2 separate regions of the Homo sapiens genome follow, and region 1 is linked to region 2. A link is an interaction called in ENCODE POLR2A ChIA-PET data of the cell type or tissue named here. Cell type or tissue: GM12878. All regions are shown on one strand. Links, peaks and the distances in the headings refer to the core of each region. The heading gives the core; the rest is flanking DNA.

The links. Peaks named below come from ENCODE experiments on the same cell type or tissue, not always from the same donor. Only the 100,000 strongest peaks of a DNase experiment are listed, where the experiment ranks them.
Region 1: POLR2A ChIA-PET joins it to region 2 with 5 read pairs; 4 of 35 experiments call an interaction of 5 or more read pairs at or near these places.

Annotation. Positions count from the first base shown.
Region 1 is chr6:155,331,067-155,335,469 of GRCh38, forward strand. No RefSeq gene overlaps it. Among named protein-coding and RNA genes, the nearest start is that of TFB1M, 19 kb to the left of the region's middle. In GM12878, for the core only: no CTCF peak of the experiment used is centred there; a DNase peak (open chromatin) is centred at 2,525; H3K27ac peaks cover 1,685 bases.
Region 2 is chr6:155,196,834-155,201,236 of GRCh38, forward strand. The region is part of intron 14 of TIAM2 (TIAM Rac1 associated GEF 2); the gene reads left to right. Among named protein-coding and RNA genes, the nearest start is that of CLDN20, 65 kb to the right of the region's middle. In GM12878, for the core only: no CTCF peak of the experiment used is centred there; no DNase peak of the experiment used is centred there; H3K27ac peaks cover 500 bases.

The sequences.
Region 1 (4,403 bases), core at 192-4,191, 130 kb after region 2:
TGTTGCATAATCAATAAGTGACATCGGTGGGAGAAATGTCCATCCGGACCGGAAGGTATGGGAGGTCCTTTTTGGGAGGTGATACCTGTAATTCCTCAAACCTTGCTATTCAGCAGTGAGAGTTACGCTGCCTACGTTGAGCTCTGGCTCAAACTGCTAGGGTTTGAATCTTGCCCCATGACTTGCTATCTCTGTGATGTGGGCATATTGTTTAACATTTCTAAGCCTCCCTTTCTGTAAAAAGGAGATAATAACAGTATCTTCTCCATCATGAAATTGGCTGAAAGATCAAGGCTGCTGCTAGCCCACAGGACACCTTTGTGTGAATTAGAGAAAGGCTCTCATTCCTCAAGTGAAAAAAGAACTTTTGAAGTTAGTATATTATATACTATCATTAATTACAATTATACAAACATAAAGTCATTCTGAATAAATACTGTACATCAAATGATTAAACAATGTAATATTCATTTTGAATTTTTAATTACAATTAGAAAATCAAATTTATAGATAACAAGTCAAAAATTTTAACAGCAGTTAATTATAAAATTTCCATAGCAACAAATAAACAAGTGCTCTAATATAATCAGCAGATTGTTACATAGTAATCTCTAATTTGTCAATTTAATACATACTTTGTATATTATTGATGCTAAATTATATTAGCTATTACCTAGTTATTTGTATCATAATGAAAATGCCTGTATACTTAAAATAGAACTCTGCTATCTTACTTGAGTACAGAAGACAAGTGCCAGAGTATATGAAGTATAAAGATTTGAAAAAAATTTAAGATACTAATCAGTTAGTACTTCAGTGAGAAAAAAATCTTATTTAGAAATGTAGGTTATTTTGAATGTTGTTAGATCATCAAGATCTTTTAATAATCAAATATATTCTTCCTTTGTAAGTCCAAGCAAAATGTAATATATATCAATCCTATTAAGTAAGACATTTTACTGCCACCTGTCAGTAAACTATCTTCATAAATATATAGCTCTGTCATCTTTAAAGTTAGCCAAGTTATGATAAAAATATGAACAGTCTTCAAAATGATAAAAAGGGCTATGATGTGACAGTCTTTTTAGTTGTGCTACTCTCATGCAATGTCCAACCTAAACCATTGTATGCATTGGTGCTGGGAAGGATTACAAGAGATAATTCTATAAAGTACTTTATATGCGTAAGGACTATTATACACTGAGTGATCACTGGATGTTAGTGTTTTATTTTTTATTATTAAACCTATGTTGTAATTGTGGTGTTTTAAAATGCCCTAGTTGAAGTCCTAGTTTCTTTTTTTCTTGGAGACAAAATTTCGCTCTTGTTGCCCCGACTGGAGTGCAATGGCACGATCTCAGCTCACCGCAACCTCTGCCTCCTAGGTTCAAATGATTCTCCTACCTTAGCCTCCTGAGTAGCTGGGATTACAGTCGCCTGCCACCACACCAGCTAATTTTTTGTATTTTTGGTAGAGACGGGGTTTCACTGTGTTGTCCAGGCTGGTCTCAAACTCCTGACCTCAGGTGATCTACCTGCCTCGGCCTCCCAAAGTGCTGGATTTACAGGCATGAGCCACCGTGTCTGGCCTCTAGTTTCCTTTTTGATTAGTACTGAATGTAAATTGTCAGTGTGGATAAAGTAGTTTAAAGAGAGATGCTCGGCTGGGCGTGGTGGCTCATGCCTGTAATCCTAGCATTTTGGGAGGCCGAGGCAGGTGGGTCCTTGAGGTCAGGAGTTCGAGACCAGCTTGGCCAACATGGCGAAACCCCCATCTCTACTGAAAACACAAAAATTAGCCTGGCGTGATGGCGGGCACCTGTAATTTCAGCTACTCAGGAGGCTGAGGCAGGAGGATCACTTGAACTTGGAAGGCAGAGGTTGCAGTGAGCTGAGATCATGCCACTGCACTCCACCCTGGGTGGCAGAGTGAGACCCCATCTCTAAATAAATAAATAAATAAATAAAGAGAGATGCTCTACACTAAATGGCAAAGAACTTTCTCAATTAACTCCATCTCTTCTCTTCACCAGAACCAAACTACAGCAGGTAATAATGGGATGCACAGTACCTCGTTTTTAGTTGAAATTGATTGCTTGTTCTCAGATTCACTATAGAGAACAGTCCATGTTATCATTTGTTTCAATGTTTTGCTTTAGTCCTTTTAATGACAACAGCCCGGGAAAGGAGCCCCAAGGCTGCTTGCTGAAATACAAATAATGTAGCCCAGTGTGTATTCTGTAGTGGGATATTCATGGGAAAGAAATGAGAATAATTTAATGCTCAGAGGTAAGCATATTTAAAGAAAAAGTAAAAATAGAAGTTTGTGTGCTGTTTAAAGTTATTTAGAAGGAAAAAGAGTCAGAGAGGATGAGAGAGGTTTTCAGAGACGAGAAGATAGTATTTAGCGAAAATGCTTGCAGAATGATCAGAAGACTAAGAAAACATGAGCAAAAGGAAGCAGTGGGAAGCCATGTGGAAAAGGTCAGGGGAAGGTTGGTAAGCAGCATGCAGAGAAAGGTGAAAACTGAAAGTTGAAATTTAAGGTTGAAGGCATTAGAATGAGATCAAAAGCAGAGAAACAGCTCAGTCACTGAAGCCAAGCCTGACGTTTCCATACCCCGAGGTGAGTACAGCACAGCTCTAGGAGCCCACTAGCAATTTTCTGCAGAAAACGTCAAAAGAAAAGATACCTAGCTGAGGGGAGACCAAGTTCCTTAATTTTGTATTTGTTGTTTTATTTTTAGAAAGTCATTTTGTTTTTAAGATCATGCCACAGTATTTTCAAAGGCCTTTGTAAAGAAAGATACCATATGCATTCGAAGTATTATTAGTTAGTTATCTGGGGTTAATTCTGGACAAATGTTTCTAAGAAAGATGAACATAAGGAAATAGACACAGAGAGAGAGTATAGACACAAAACAAAGCAATAGGGAAAACCTTGAAAGGAAGGAGAAGGGTGGCTCTGTGATGAGCAAAAAAACTACCAGTGAGAAGCAGAGACAGGGCAAAAAAAAAAAAAAAAAGATGTCTAAGCTCTGAGGAAGGGAAATCACTGATCAGAATGTTTTCCCATTACATATACATATAATCCATATATATATATGGATTTACGGAGTCTTGCTCTGTTGCCCGGGCTGGAGTGCAGTGGCTGGATCTCAGCTCACTGCAACCTCCACCTCAAGGGTTCAGCCTGCCTCAGCCTCCCTAGTAGCTGGGATTACAGGGGCGTGTCATGACACCTGGCTAATATTTGTATTTTTAGTAAGGATGGGGTTTCACCATGTTGGCCAAGCTGGTCTCAAACTTCTGACCTCAGATGATCTGCCTGCCTCGGCCTCCTAAAGTGCTGAGATTACAGGCGTGAGTCACTGCGCCCGGCCAATATATATGGATTTCCATTCTTTTATATCTCTCTCCACTTAAAAAATAAAGAATAACCTAAGTCAGACATCAGCAAACTTGTCCTGAAAAGTAGTAAATATTTTAGGCCCTGAAGTCTAGATCATCTTTGACACAAGGATTCAGTTCTTCCATTGTTCAGTGAGAGCAGCCATGGACAATGTATAAAGGAATTAGGGTAGCTGTGTTTCAATCAAACTTTATTTACAAAAACAGATGCAGGCCTGTGGGTTATAAGTTTGCTGACCCCTGACCTAAGGGATTTAATCTTCTCATTTCCAGATGAAAATATGAGTTCCGGAGTATTTCATTAAGCTATCCAGAGCCTCACAACTCAGTAGTGGGAAGCAAAAGTTGGAGAATAAGATGTGTTTAGTTATACATTCTGAACTTGGAGAGATACAGATCTTTTTAAGCAAAATAACATGAACTGTAATTTGTGCTCTCAGACACCTTCTGAATGCTTCACTCTAGATAATCAAGGCTTCTGAGTAGCTTAGGGGGCTACTGCATGAAGCAACCAAGCCATCCACGTCAATTACTTTGGATGGGTCATCTTTCTAAGATCTATTACATATGGTCATGCCTTTTATTTTATTTTTTTTGGCATTTATTTAATAACATTTATTTTATTTTTCCGTAAGTTATTGGGGTACAGGTGGTATTTGGTTACATGAGTAAGTTCTTTAGTGGTGATTTGTAAGATTTTGGTGCACCCAAACCTAAGCAGTACACACTGCACCCTATTTGTAGTCTTTTATCCCTCGCCCCCCTCCCGTGCTCCCCCCAGGTCCCCAGAGTCCATCGTATCATTCTTATGCCTTTGCATCCTCATAGCTTAGCTCTCACATATCAATGAGAACATGTGATGTTTATTTTTCCATTTCTGAGTTACTGGACTTAGAATAATAGTCTCCAATCTCATCCAGATCACTGCAAATGCTGTTAGTTCATTCCTTTTTATGGCTGTGTAGTATTCCATTGTATATATATACCACAGT
Region 2 (4,403 bases), core at 265-4,264:
ATTATTTATAAATTATCCAATCTCATATAAATCCATTTATCTGTTATCCTTTCTTGCATATGGCTGTTAACATCTTTAACATGTCGTGGGAAAATGTGACAAAGTTCAAATTATCCCATTTTGTTACTTGTTGGTAGCTCTGGAGAAGGTTATTTGGAAAAAAGCACATGAAATTGTTAACAAAATTATTGTGTATCTTCTGTTAGGAGCCCTGGCCAGCTGCCCTGGGGAGTGAGCAGGTGCTATTCCACAGTTTCTAGAGTGGCAGGATGCCCCCTCCTTCCAGAAGTCTCCCAGTGGGCTTGTGCCAAATCTGGACTTCCCAGTGAAGCACTTGGAAACTGCCGAATGAAAGGACATGTGATCCTCCACATTTTAACATTTTTCTTTCCAAACACTAGTTATTTTCTCCTAAATTGCCATTTGTGAATCTAATTCTGTCTTTCATGTTTCAGTTGATGAATGGCCATGCCATTCTTTTGTGAAGTTTAGGCATCTTCGCATAGCAGTATTAGCAACATTATTTGAACATTTATTGAATTTTGTCATTATTATTTTATACAAATGATTGAGGAAAAATGGGGGCTGAAAATGTTGATAAGAAGCCTAGCTTTTCTAAGCTTAATTACCCATGACCCCGAAATGCCAGTCACCGCATGTGTCCAGCCAGCAAGACATTAGCTCCATATGGATGTTCTTTGACCTTGAATGTATTGGTCTGTTCTTATGCTGCTAATACAGACATACCCGAGACTGAGTAATTTATAAAAGAAAGAGGTTTAATTGACTCACAGTTCTGCAGGGCTGGGGAGGCCTCAGAAAACTTACAATCATGGTGGAAAGGGAAGCAAACATGTCCTTCTTCACATGGCGGCGGCAAGCAGAAGGGCCGACCAAAAGGGGGAAAGCCCCTTGTGAAACCATCAGATCTCGTTTGAACTCGCTGTCACCAGAACAGCATGGAAGTAACCATGCCCAAGGTTAAATTACCTCCCACCGGGTCCCTCCCAGGACAGGTGGGGATTATGGGAACTACAATTCAAGATGAGCTTTGGGTGGGAACACAGCCAAACCATATCACTGAGCAAGTCAGTATGTGTTCACTGGGGAAAGAGGAGAAAATTAATACATGTGCTAGGTCTACTTAAAAGGTGCAGCACAAATAGAAGTTTTATCATTTTTTGGGATCTCTGGGAGTAGAAGTTCACAGAACCTGAATACTCACCTTTCATGCTTCTCTTTTACAATTGTAGTCTGTGAGAAGTGTGGGGCTGCTTGCATGTCACACTGGCGGAATCTTGGGCTCTTCCTCTTTTGAACTCTGAAGGCATTTTGTCTGTATGGCTGATATGAAAGTTGCCTTGCAATATCGCTCACTGTGTGCCTGTCCTAATTAACCTACTACTGACAATCCCTTGAAAACAGGGACTTTGAAGAGTGTAAAGGATGTTTCAGACACAGCAGCCAGCACAATTCTTGATAAAAATAGCAGGCATTGAGTAAATAGCTATTGAGTGAAAGGAAGGTTGTTAGAAATCTCTTAATGAGGCCGGGCGTGGTGGCTCACGCCTGTAATCCCAGCACTTTGGGAAGCCGAGGCGGGTGGATCACCTGAGGTCAGGAGTTCGAGACCAGCCTCACCAACATGGAGAAACCCCATCTTTACTAAAAATACAAAATTAGCCAGGCATGGTGGCGTATGCCTGTAATCCCAGCTACTCGGAAGGCTGAGGCAGGGGAATCACTTGAACCCGGGAGGCAGAGGTTGTGGTGAGCCGAGATCGTGCCACTGCACTCCAGCCTAGACAACAAGAGCAAACAAGAGCAAATCTCAAAAAAAAAAAAAAAAAAAAAAAATCTCTTAATGAAAGTTAAGGCAACGTTCTTAAGAATGAATTATGGGGGATAAAAGGAATCCTTGGAACACATCTTGAGGCTTCCATGATTTCTTCTTTATAAATCTGATGCAAGGGAATGGTGCCGAGACTTTCTTGAGCCGAGGTCTCCATCAGTGGCACATGTGTGGAGGGCACCCTGGGATGGCCCATGGCTGTGGTGGTGGAGAACCACATGCCCCAGCTCTGGAGTCCTACTGCATATCCTGGGAGTCCACGGAGCCTAGCTGCTGGCTCACGTCTGTGCTGCTCTGCAATTTTAATGGGCTAATTGGTGCCCATGACAGTTAATTTGCCAGCTAAACCAAAACCACAACTAAAAAAGGACAGTAACTTCTTTATTTTTTTTTTTTAATTACAAAAAAAGTTTTTAAGACAGAGTCTCGCTTTGTCACCCAGGCAAATGGTGCGATCTCGGTTCACTGCAACCTCTGCCTCCCAGGTTCAAGCGATTCTCCTGCCTCAGCCTCCTGAGTAGCTGGGACTACAGGCACAAACCACCACACCCAGATGATTTTTGTATTTTTTAAATAGAGACAGGGTTTCACCATGTTGGCCAGGCTGGTCTCGAACTCCTGACCTCAGGTGATCTGCCTACCTCGGCCTCCCAAAGTGCTGGGATTACAGGTGTGAGCCACCGTGCCCAGCCTGAGAACAGTAACTTCTATATCACCAGTATAGGCCAATAGTGACAGTGAGTTGTGTTTTAATTTGGGGATAGTAACATTTGTAAAAGACTATGGGTCTCAAATAAGGTCTCAAATGGATTCTAGTTCCTGGCTTTTTCGTCTGTGACCATGGGCAGGTTACTATAACTATTTTCTTGACTCTTAAAACAAGGGATGAGGCAAAATAGTTTAAAATTTTTTCCTTCTCTCTCTGAAATTCTTGTATTTAACGTGATTGAAGTGACAATATAAGAACTACAGGAGTGTACATTTCCTCCAAAATTTTATGAAGCGAAAAAAGCAAAGTAATGGATCAAACATTCCATTTTGGTTTTGCAGCCAGTCCCATTCCCTCCTTAAATAGAGTCAGGTCTTGACTGCGGTAGAGAACGTGTTTGTTAAGGCTTCCTAATAATAGCAGGCTGTCTCAATATAAAGTTCACAAAGAACCTTAAAAACATGAATTATCCCTCACATCACCCTGATGGAGCAGAGATGTGTTATTATCATTTTACTTTCACAGCTGGGTAAATCAAGGTATAGAGACACATCAAGCCTCTGGTAGCTTGGACAAGGTCATAGTCAGTGGCACACACAGATAGAACTGTGTCTTCCTGTTTTTCCTTCCATGTAGGGAAAAATGTCTGGATTTTAACTGCTTTTTTTTCCTTTTAAAGATTTATCTATTAATATACATAGAGTAAAACCCAGTTATAATTTGCCTTGCAGTAAAGCAAATTTAGATGTGATCGGATTGCTGATAGTCCTTGTCTTCTCATCTGGATTCTTATCTGAGGGTTGGGACTGATGATCAGAAAGGTCTTGTGATCATCTGGGGCTTTCTCAGTTCAGGGAAAGGTCAGTTATTTACAGTCATAGCTTCGCTATCTATTCTTGTTCCTTTTTTGATGGTTCATACAGATTTTCATTAACCTTGCAATCATGTGGCCATATATTTCCTGTGATTTGTTTCTTTGGAACCCTCTTATGGTGGAGTTTTGCTGTTAATTCTAATTTCTCTCCTGTAATATCTACCCTGACTTCCTTATCTTCTTTTTAAAAAATTGAATAGAATTAACATACTATACAATTTACCTTTTACAGTGTACCATTCAGTGGTTTTTAGTATATTCACAAAATTGTGCAACCATCACTACCGTCTAATTCCACAATATTTTTATTCCCTCAAAAAAGAAACCTGACACCCATCAGAAGTCACTCTTCAAGGCCAGGGTCAGTCCCTCACGCCTGTAATCCCAGCACTTTGGGAGGCTGAGGTGGGCGGATCACAAGGTCAAGAGATCGAGACCATCCTGGCCAATGTGGTGAAACCCTGTCTCTACTAAAAATATAAAAATTAGCTGGGCATGGTGGCGCACACCTGTTGTCTCAGCTACTTGGGAGGCTGAGGCAGGAGAATCACTTGAACCCAGGAGGCAGAGGTTGCATTGAGCCAAGATCGTGCCACTGCACACCAGCCTGGTGACAGAGCGAGACTCTGTCTCAAAAATAAAATAAAATAAATAAACAATAAATAAATAAAAATAAAAAAAGAAGTCACTCCTTATCCTCCACGCTCCAACCCCCGCTCCTGGCAACTATGAATCTACTTTCTGTTTCTATGGATTTGCCTATTCTGGGCATTTCATATAAAAATGAAAATACAATGTGTAACCTGTCATGTCTGGCTCCTTTCACTTAGCATAATGTTTTCAAGGTTCATCCATGTTGTAGTATGAATCAATTCTTCATTCCTTTTTATGGCTGAATAATATTCAATTTCGCCTTCTTTTAATCCAAGAGAACCGTAGCACTTACTGAAAAGTGTCCTCAAATTTTC